Linked DNA regions of Homo sapiens: region 2 is linked to region 1. Evidence: read pairs that join two places in POLR2A ChIA-PET (ENCODE). Cell type or tissue: endothelial cell of umbilical vein. All regions are shown on one strand. Each heading gives the region's core, and the rest is flanking DNA. Links, peaks and the distances in the headings are about the cores only.

Region 1 (5,377 bases), core at 93-5,092:
ACTCCTGAGTGGCTGAGATTACAGGCGCCTGCCACCAAGCCTGGCTAATTTTTGTACTTTTAATAGAGACAGGGTTTCACCATGTTGGCCAGGCTGGTCTCGAACTCCTGACCTCAAGTGATCTGCCCACCTCAGCCTCCCAAACTGCTGGGATTATAGGCGTGAACCACCGCGCCCAGCCTGCCTCTACCATTTTACATCCCTACCAAAAACATATGAAAGATCCTATTTCTTGACATCTTCATCAGCATTTGTTGTTATCAGTGTTTTCTTTTTCAGACATTTGAGTAGGTGCATAACAGCATTTCGTTGTGATTTTGATTGGCATATCCCTAATGGCTAGTGATATTGAACATCTTTTCATGTATATATCTGCCACCAGTATATTGTCTTTGGTGACATGTCTGTTCAAGTCTTCTTTTACCCATTTAAAAACTGGGTGGTTGGTTTATTACAGATGAGTTTTGGGAGTTCTTTATATATTCTGGATATATATTCTTTGTTAGAGATGTGATTTGCAAATATGTTCTCCCTGACTGTAGCTTGTTTTTTGTTTGTTTGTTTGTTTGTTTGTTTTGAGACAGGGCCTCACTCTGTTGCCCAGGCTGCAGTGCAGTGGTGTGATCATGGCTAACTGTAGCCACAATCTCCCTGGCTCAAGTGATCCTCCCACCTCAGCCCCCTGAATAGCCGGGACTACAGGTGCATGCCAGCATGCCCAGATAATTTTTTTTTTGAGACAAGGTCTCATCTTGTCACCCAGGATTGAGTGCAGTGGCACAACCTTGGCTTCCTGTAGCCTTGACCTTCTGGGCTCATGCGATCCTCCCACCTTAGCCACCAAGTAGCTGGGACTACGGGTGCACGCCACCATGCCTGGCTAATTTTTGTATTTTTTGTAGAGACGGGGTTTCGCCATGTTGCCCAGGCTGGTCTCAAACTCCTGAGCTCAAGCGATCGGCCCGCCTTGGCCTTCCAAAGTGCTAGGAATACAGCCATGAGCCACCACGCCTAGCCCCAGAGCTTGTCTTTTTATCATCTTAACAGATGTCTTTCATAGAGCAGAAGTTCTGTGAGCTTTTCATCAATATGTTTAGGTTTTTTCCTTCTATGCATTGTGCTTTTGGTGTCATGTCTATGTTCCCTTCACCTAACTCCAAATCATGGTGATTTTCTTTCTACTGTGTTTTCTTCTTCTTCTTCTTTTTTTAAGACGGAGTCTCACTCTTTTGCCCAGGCTGGTGTGCAGTGGCATGATCTCAGCTCACTGCAACCTCTGCCTCCCAGGCTCAAACGATTTTCCTGCCTCAGCCTCCCCAGTAGTTGGGATTACAGGCGTGCACCACCACACCCGGCTAATTTTTGTATTTTTAGTAGAGTCGGGGTTTCACCATGTTGGCCAGGCTGGTCTCGAACTCCTGACCTCAGGTGATCCACCCGCCTTAGCCTCCCAACCAAATTGCTGAGATTACAGGCGTGAGCCACCGTGCCCGGCCTTTTCTTTTTTCTTTGTCTTTCTTCTTCTTCTTCTTCTTCTTCTTCTTCTTCTTTTTTTTTTTTTTTTTTTTTTTTTTTTTTTTTTTTTTTTAGACAGTGTCTTGCTTTGTTGCCAGGCTGGAGTGCAGTGGTGCAATCTTAGCTCACTGCAACCTCCGCCTCCCTGGTTCAAGCGATTCTCCTGCCTTAGCCTCCCGAGTAGCTGGGACTACAGGCGTGCACGACCACGCCCAGCTAATTTTTGTATTTTTAGTAGAGACGGGGCGTTTCACCATGTTGGCCAGGATGGTCTCCATCTCTTGACCTCGTGATCTGCCCACTTTGGCCTCCCAAAGTGCTGGGATTACAAGCATGAGCCACTGCACCCGGCTTTTTTTTTTTTTTTTTTTTTTTTTTTTGAGACAGAGTCTCATTCTGTCGCCCAGGCTGGAGTGCAGCAGCACTATCTCAGCTTACTGCAACCTCTACCTCCCAGTTTCAAGTGATTCTCCTGTCTCAGCCTCCTGAGTAGCTGGGATTAGAGGCATGCACCATGACACTCTGCTAATTTCTATATTTTTAGTAGAGACAGGGTTTCACCATTTTGCCCAGGCTGGTCTCAAACTCCTGAACTCAAATGATCGGCTCACCACAGTCTCCCAAAGTGCTGGGATTACAGGTGTGAGCCACCATGCCCAGCCTCCTGTGTTCTCTTCTAAAAGCTTTATAATTTTACATTTAAATCAAAGATCAAATTTGAGTTAATTTTTGTATAAAGTATGAGGCTTAGGTATAGGTTTATTGTTTATTTCTGCCTATGGATGTGCAAATTTTCCAGCACCATTTGTTAAAAAGAAAATTCCCGTGTTTCTGGGGTCCCATGACCACCCCAGGTTTAGTGATTCACTAGAAGGAGTCACAAGAGTCAATATAGCAGGTTTTACTCACTGCTAAAGTTTATTAAGGAAAGGAAACAGAGCAAAAACAACAGGAAAAATGCATGCATTGGACAGAGTCCAGAGAGGTCAGGCATAGACTTCCCCATCTGAAGCCACACAGGATGTGCTTTCTCTCTTGCAGTGAACTACAGGACCATGTGAGGAATAACTCTGCCCAGAGAAATCTGTTCAAACCTCAGGGTCTGCGGCTTTTATGTGTAGAGGAACAGCTCTGTCATGGCAACCTGACAACAGAGACCACACAGACAAAGACTTGACCTGCAGTTTATCTGAATCTTGGCAGAACTCCTTGTGATCTTCTCGGTATACAAGAGGATAAGAGGTCCCTTTTGTTTTGATGTCATCCTTTTTGGTGTGTGAAACAAGGACCACAGGGAGCTGGCACCTTTGGCTACACTTCTTTTCACTCCCCAGGTAAGTAATAAACTGTCTGAATCTTAAAAGCACTCATAGTGTCTTTTTTATTGGCGAAGTCTGTCAGGCCTTAGCCTTTTCTCACACTTCACCAAATTACTTTTGCATCTTCGTCAAAAGTCAGTTGGACATATTTGTGTGGGTCAGTTCTTTCTAACAGCTTTACTGAAGTATGACTGGCATACAATAAACTGCACATATTTTAAGTGTACAATCTCACTTTGACCCTCAAAGGGTCTCACTTTGTTACCCAGGCTGGTGTGCAGTGGCACAAACATGGCTTACTGCAGCCTCGACCTACTGGGCTTAAATGATCCTCCCACCTCAGCCTCCCAAGTAGCTGGGACTTACAGGCATTCACACCATGGCTGACTAATTTTTTAAAAAAAATTTAGTACAGACGAGATCTTACTGTGTTGCCCAGGCTGGTCTCAAACTCCTGAATTCAAGCAATCCTCCCGTGTTGGCCTCCCAAAGTGCTAGGATTACAGGCGTGAGCCACCTCGCCTGGCCTAGTTTGTGTTTTTTAAGAATTTATGTTTTGCCTGGGCACAGTGGCTCACGCCTGTAATCCCAGCACTTTGGGAGGCCAAGGCGGATGACTCAAGGAGTTCAAGATCAGCCTGGCCAACGTGGTGAAAACCTGTCTCTACTAAAAACACAAAAAATAGCCAGACGTGGTGGCACACACCTGTAGTCCCAGCTACCTTGGTGAGGTGGAAGAATCCTTTGAACCCCGGAGACGGAGGTTGCAGTGAGCCAAGATCACACCATTTCACTCCAGCCTGGGCAACAGAGCGAGACCCTAACTCAAAAAAAAAAAGAACCCCCCCCAAAAAAGAATTTATACGTTTTGATTCATTGATTGATTGAATCATACATCAATTTTTTTCTGACTTCTTTCACTCAGAAGAATTATTTTCAGATTCACCTATGTTAGTTTTTTTTGTTGTTGCTGGTTTTTTTTTTTTTTTTTGAGACAAGGTCTTGCTACTGCCCAGGCTGGAATGCAGTAGTACCATCTCGGCTCACTGCAACCTCTGCCTTTCTGGGCTCAAGTGATTCTCCTGCCTCAGCCTCCTGAGTAGCTGGGACTACAGGCGTGCACCACCACACCCAGCTAATTTTTGTATTTTTAGTAGAGACGGGGGTTTACCATGTTGGCCAGGATGGTCTCGATCTCTTGACCTCATGATCTGCCCACCTCGGTCTTCCAAAGTGCTGGGATTACAGGCATGAGCCACTGCGCCCGGCCACACCTATGTTATTATATATATCAATAGTCCTTTTCTTTTTTTGCTAAGTAGTATTTTGCTGTATGGCTATACCACAATTTGTTTATCCATTTACCTGTTGATGCACATTTGGGCTCTTTCCAGTTTGTAACTATTGCAAATAAAGCTTCTACGACCATTTGTATATAAAACTGAAGTGCAATGGTGCGATCCACAGGATGGAGTGCTGTGGTGTGATCTCAGCTCACTGCAATCTCCGCCTCCTGGGTTCAAGCGATTTTCCCACCTCAGCCTCCTGAGTAGCTGGGACTACAGGTGTGTGCCATCACGCCCGACTAATGTTTGTATTTTTAGTAGAGATGGGTTTTGACCATGTGGGTCAGGCTGGTCTTGAACTCCTGACCTCAAGCAATCCACTTGCCTCCGTCTCCCAAAGTGCTGGGATTACAGGTGTAAGCCACCACGCCCGAACTAAGTGGTATTTTAAAATTTCAATTTCAATTGTCAATTACTAATATATATAAATGAAATTTTAAAAAAACATTAATGATGTAGCCTGCAACCTTGCTAAACTCACTTTCAGTTCTAGAACTTTTTTTAGATTGTAACTGGTTTTCTGCATATGAGCAATTATCTCCAAGTAAAGAGAATACTTCTTCCTTTATCATTTGTGAGCTTTTATTGCATTTTATTTTCTAATTTCTCTGTCCAGACCCTCCAGTACAATGTTTGCTATGGTCTGGATGCATCCCCCAAAATTCATGTGTTGGAAACTTGATCCCTAGTTGCAGCAGTGTTGGGAAGTGGGGCCTTTTGGGAGATGTTTAGGTTTTGAGGGCTCTGCCCTCTAAATGGATTAATGCCATTATAAAAAAAGGACTTGTGGGAGTGGGTTTGCTCTCTTCTACCACATGAGGACACAGCGTTCCTCTCCTCCAGAGGATGCAGTGTTTGAGGCATCATCTTGGCAGCAGAGAGGTCAGGCTCTAACCTGCTGGTGACTTGATCTTGGACTTCACAGCCTTCAGAATTATCAGTAATTAATTTCTGTTCTTTGTAAATTACCCAGTCTCAGGTATTCTGTTATAACGGCACAAAACAGACTAAGGCAATGCTGAATATAAGAGGTGAGAACAAACATCCCTGACTTGTTACTGATTTTATAAGGAAGGCACCCAGTCTTTCACCATTAAGTTTGTTAGGTATAGGATTTTCATAGATGTGCTTTAATAGGTTGAGGATCTTTACTTCTACTCCTATATTGCTGAGAATTGTTATCAGCCATAGATATTG
Region 2 (5,377 bases), core at 59-5,058, 99 kb before region 1:
CCAAATCTCTCCACCCTTATATAATCATTGTCAACCCTTTGATGAGTGATATTTCCCTATACCTATGTACCCAGATAGATATATGCATAGATAAAAGTGATGAAATATAAGTGCTGTTCTATCTGTATTTTTTCACCAAACAATATATGTTGTGAGCTTCTATGTCAATAAATATATATATCAGCATCTGCCTTAATGTGTCTGTGCTGTTAGGAAGAATTTTTAAAAAAGAAAATATAGTAAAAAACTGTAAAGGGGGGTTGTACTCTGAGGTGGGATTTTTAACCGCATTTTGCAAATGAAAAAAAATAAATGGGCTGAGATACTTCCCAAAGGTAAAAGGACAGAGCCCCCTTACCACAACTAACCTGTCCCTTCGCTCAGAGAGCCAAATTGTGACACCCACTTGTTGACAAAACACCAGTGCTTTCTTCTCTGATATACCCAGGAGACTGATGGGGGATGGGGGAGTCCGGTGCTGAGGTAATAGCCCAATATGGGGATTCCAGGGGCTCCATTTCTGTTCACTTTGGGGATGGGCAGTTCTTCATCTGGGCAGATTCCTTAGATTGTTGTTGCTGTTGCTGCCTCTGGACAACGTCCTGGTCACAACAAGGAATCTCTCCTGTGGGCTGACACCACCTTCTGCCCCCTCCCCAGTTAAGGAAAAGAGAGAGCAGCCACTCATGGGAGCTCAGCATTAGCAGGCTCAACTCCTGACGGCGCCAGAGCCTCCCCTATAAACTCTGAAGCTATGCGCTGGAGGCCACCGGCAGCCCACGGACTCCAAGTTAGCTTGGGAGACACGAAAAGCAATATATTTGCTGGAGCACGTGAAGGAACATGGGAATCGGAAAGCCAGGAAGCCCTGCACTCTATGTGAGCAGAGCCAAGGGCATCCATAGGAGAGGGAGAGAAAAGAGGGACCACCTCCTCATCTCATCCTGGAGGGCGATAGAAGAGGACTCGCGTGTGACCTCAGGCCCCAAAGGTCCCTATGTTTCTTGTAGGTGCCTAGGTCCCTATTTTTGCGAGCAGGACAAGGCTGGGGAATGGGGTGGAGGTGGTTGCACTTAAGGCAGAGGTCGAGTGTGAAATGAATATGCAGATTTGGGACCCTCAGGGAGTCTGCCCTGCCGGAAATAGGGGCTCCACGGAGCTGAGAGGATAGAGTATGAAGCAGTGAGTGCTGGTGTGTCGAGGAGAAGCACAGGGCTCGATGGGCGGGAGAGAGGAGAGAGTGCTGTGACCAGTCAATTCACAACTTCATTGACTGGGACAGGGAGCCTCGGAGATATCATAGACCCTAGGGTTTCAAACTCGTCTCTGGGCTGTGTTGTACCAGAAATGGCTCCGGTTGAAGGTCCCATGGAGGGGTATTGGGGTTCTGATTATGTTGGCAGTTGATGGTCCACTCCGTGGGGACAAAGGGGGTTCAGTCTGAGGCCCCAAGGAAGGAGTGGTAGCCAGGCACTACAAGAAGTGTTCCCTGGGCTGCCATGCCAAGAATCTGGCGTGAAGTGCTTCTCTTTCTAGAAACAGGCTCTCAGCTACTCCCTGGCTTATTGCCCCTGCTCCACTCATGACCCCACCATTTGACCTTATAACCACCAGCCCACTGCCCTCCTGGAGCCACGTACAGCTGCTGGTGGAGGGTGTGGAGCTCAGTCTCCTGGGCTCTGCCCAGTCTCCCTTCCCTCCTCCCCACAGCATTCAACATTTACCTTAAGCCTCAGCCTCCTTTACCCTCCTGGCCAAAAGGAGACTGGGAGGGCCCTTCTGCCTCTAACTCTTTTTATTTGAGACAGAGTCTTGCTCTGTCTCCCAGGCTGGAGTGCTGTGGCACGATATCGGCTCATCACAACCTCCACCTCCCAGGTTCAAGCGATTCTTCTGCCTCAGCCTCCCAACTAGCTGGTATTATAGGCAAACGCCATTGTGCCTGGCTAATTTTTGTAGTTTTAGTAGAGACGGGGTTTCACCGTGTTGGCCAGGCTGGTCTTGAACTCCTAACCTCAGGTGATCCACCCGCCTCAGCCTCCCAAAGAGTTGGGATTACAGGTGTGAGCCACCGTGCCAGGCCTCAGCTTCTGACCTTTTAGCTTAAGAAAAACTGGGTCAGGAGCAAAGACTCAAGAGGGCCACTCCTTGCATCCTTCTGGGGCATCTCTGGGCCCCTGGCAGCAATCTCAGTCTCTCCAGAGCCAAGAGGGACCACTTGTGCACCCCCAGACAGGTGGCAGCTCCACTCAGGCCCCCAAAGCCAAAGAGGCCCCCAACATTCTCCAGCTTGCATAGAGTTTAACCCTTAATTCCTCCCTAAATCTACTCCTGGGTGATATCTACCCTTCTCATCTAGTACAGATTCGAATATTGTTCCATTTCCTGTTCACGTTTTTTGGTTTTACTCTATAAACACTTGTTGAGTGATTTGTCCAAAGACACAGATTATGCTGCTATTTCTTTCTATTACCAGGGGGAGTAGAAAAATGAATAAATCCTATCCATACCACTACTTCCCTTTCACTGGAGTGAGCTTGGATGTTCAGTATAGACCACTGCTTTCACTGCTTTGAAAACCTATTTTGTGACTCATTCCCTTTCATCCTCGCCCCCTCCCCTTTTTTTTTAAACTCTGACACTGGCTTTTAGTTTATTCAAGAAATATGCATTCTTCCTAATTGGATACCTGGGCATTCAGATCAGATGAATAGAGTTACCTAAAAGGCTTTTAGAGAATTTTGTGTCGGATAGCCTTCATTTAAAGATATGGGCTTATTTTCTTCCTTTCTGCCTTCATTCTCATTGGTCGCTAAGAGATGAGAAATTGCTATTTCATCTTGTCAGAAGAAACCAGTCTCTGAGTGCCCTTTTACACAATCTCCCCGCTTCCTGGCATCTTGTCCCTCCGTTTCCATGACATCCCCCCTCACAGTTCCCGCTTCCTGACCTTTTGATGCCCACTTCTCGGTCTCCTTTGCTGAATCTTCTTCTTCTTCTTCCTGATCCTTCCATAATAATGATACAATAAACATCATTAAAATTTTTATTTTTTTTGAGACACAGTCTCGCTCTGTTGCCCACGCTGGAGTGCAGTGGTGCAATCACAGCTCACTGCAGCCTTGACCTTCCCGGCTCAAGCAATTCTCCCATCTCCCAAATAACTGGGACCACAGGTGCATGCTACCATGCCCGGCTAATTTTTTAATTTTCAGTAGAGACAGGGTTTTGCCATGTTTCCCAAGCTAGAAAATTGCTATTTTTAAGAGCTTATTGTGTGCCAAACATCCTGTATCAGGCTCTTTGAAGGCGTTGGTTCCTTGAATCCTCATCTTAACCCCATATGGTATTGCCATTTTTACATATTTTAGATGAGGAAATAAACTGGAACATTAAGCAGCTCACCTAGGGTCGGGCAGCTAGTTAGTGGTAGAGCCAAAGGTCACATTCCTGGGGACTGGCTCCAAAGCATATAATTCTTTTTTTTTCTTTTCTTTTTCTTTTTCTTTCTTTCTTTTTTTTTTTTTTTTTGAGATGGGGTCTCACTCTGTCGCTCAGGCTGGAGTGCAATGGTGCAATCTCGGCTCACTGCAAGCTCCGACTCCTGGGTTCACACCATTCTCCTGCCTCAGCCTCCCGAGCAGCTGGGACTACAGGCACCCGCCACCATGCCTGGCTAATTTTATTTTATTTATTTTATTTTTTGTATTTTTAGTAGAGACGAGTTTTCACCATGTTAGCCAGGATGGTCTCGATCTCCTGACCTCGTGATCCGTTCGCCTCAGCCTCCCAAAGTGCTGGGATTACAGGCGTGAGCCACCGCACCTGGCCCAAAGCCTATGCTTCTTACATGTCTCCCATGTTCACAGCACCCTATCATGTAGGTGTTATTATCTGCATGTGACACGAAACAAAATTGAGGTTTGTAAAAATTCAGGATAATAAGGCCTGCCTTTCCAGGTGTGCCCTTTATATGAGTGATTAACATAGGGTTGGTCCATTGTAGACTCCCACAGACTCTCAAGAAATGGCAGCTACTGGACATCTGCTGAAATGCATTACTCTGCTACTGAAGGAAGGGCAGGAAAAGTTAAATGCTGTCCATGCCATGCATACAGTGCTTATTCAGTGTTAATCTGATGATATGACAGTCTGGTTTCAGGAGCTACACTGAGCTTGGCCCCTGACAGGAGTCCTTTACAATTCAGGTGACCCTGAAATCCTGCCACTGCCAGAGTTCTCAGGGGCAGGATAAAAGGAGGCAGCGAGACTAGCTCTGGGTCTTGAGTTATCATCCTGGCAGGAAATATGTATGGATCCTTAGCTGCAGCAGCTCATTGCAGACCAGAGCTGACAACTTAGGTTGGCCTCACACACATTCTTCTTCCAGATATGTAACATGTTCATCATCTCCATTTTACAGACTAGGACATTGAGGCACACATAGTTATTGTCACTTGCCTAAGATTACACAGATAGTAAGGGTTGGGGCTGGAATTGAACTTCAGATCTGCCTCTCCCCAGAGCCAGAAGTCTTTACAGTTATACTATAAAGTCCTTCCTAATGGGTACAATATATCTGATCATTCTATCGGTTGCATCCTGGGAACCAATTTCTAATTGCCATACTCACGACCAAAAGCCTGCACAGTAACATAGCCTTGGTCTCATTTCTTTTATTAAACAAGACGGAAAAAAAAAGATCAGTTTAGGAAAGCTCCTTCTTAGAGCCTGTAACTATCTTCTCTTCATATTTATTTTTATATACAATTTCTGGGATAAGATACTAAAAATAACAAACTGTTGATGAGGATGTGGACAAGCAGTCTCTCTCCCACACTGCTGGTAGGACTGAGGATTGAGGCATTCTTGCTGGAAGGCTGACCAGGAAATGCATCAAAGGTTGAAATATAAAAATCCCTGGATCCAACAGCTGCTGAAATTGATGCTGAGAACATAGCTGGACAAGTGTAAAAAATTTTTATGAACAAAGATGTTTACCCTAGTTTATTTTGTGTAATAGTGGAAAACTGGAAACAAGTTAAAAGACCATAAGTAAAACTTGGGTGAATAAATTAGGCTTCATACTTGCAAGACAACGCTCTGCATTTCAAGCTCTCGGTGTGCCTTCAGATCATTGAGTCTAATTGGAAAAATTAAATGTGGCCGCTCTAAAAACGGGCTTAAAACCCCAGGCCATCTGTGTTCTCTCTGACCCCCAGTGTGCTGCTCCATCAGTCTGGAACTCTTTTCACCTGGCAAAACCCTTGTCAAACTTCAAGTATCCTCTCATCTGGCACTCCCTCGGGCCAGCTTGCCCTGACCCTGCTAAAGCTCATTCCCCGAATCTTAGGTAGCATTTATCATTGTGTTGTAA

Evidence for each region. ChIA-PET counts read pairs that join two places held together with the same protein. Peaks named below come from ENCODE experiments on the same cell type or tissue, not always from the same donor. Only the 100,000 strongest peaks of a DNase experiment are listed, where the experiment ranks them.
Region 2: POLR2A ChIA-PET joins it to region 1 with 5 read pairs; 2 of 35 experiments call an interaction of 5 or more read pairs at or near these places.

The regions. Positions count from the first base shown.
Region 1 is chrX:118,925,752-118,931,128 of GRCh38, forward strand. No RefSeq gene overlaps it. Among named protein-coding and RNA genes, the nearest start is that of LONRF3, 46 kb to the right of the region's middle. In endothelial cell of umbilical vein, for the core only: no CTCF peak of the experiment used is centred there; a DNase peak (open chromatin) is centred at 2,500.
Region 2 is chrX:118,826,783-118,832,159 of GRCh38, forward strand. It overlaps ZCCHC12 (zinc finger CCHC-type containing 12), which reads left to right. Exons shown (of 4, transcript NM_173798.4): 4 at 1-186. Among named protein-coding and RNA genes, the nearest start is that of ZCCHC12, 5.6 kb to the left of the region's middle. In endothelial cell of umbilical vein, for the core only: no CTCF peak of the experiment used is centred there; no DNase peak of the experiment used is centred there; H3K27me3 peaks cover 197 bases.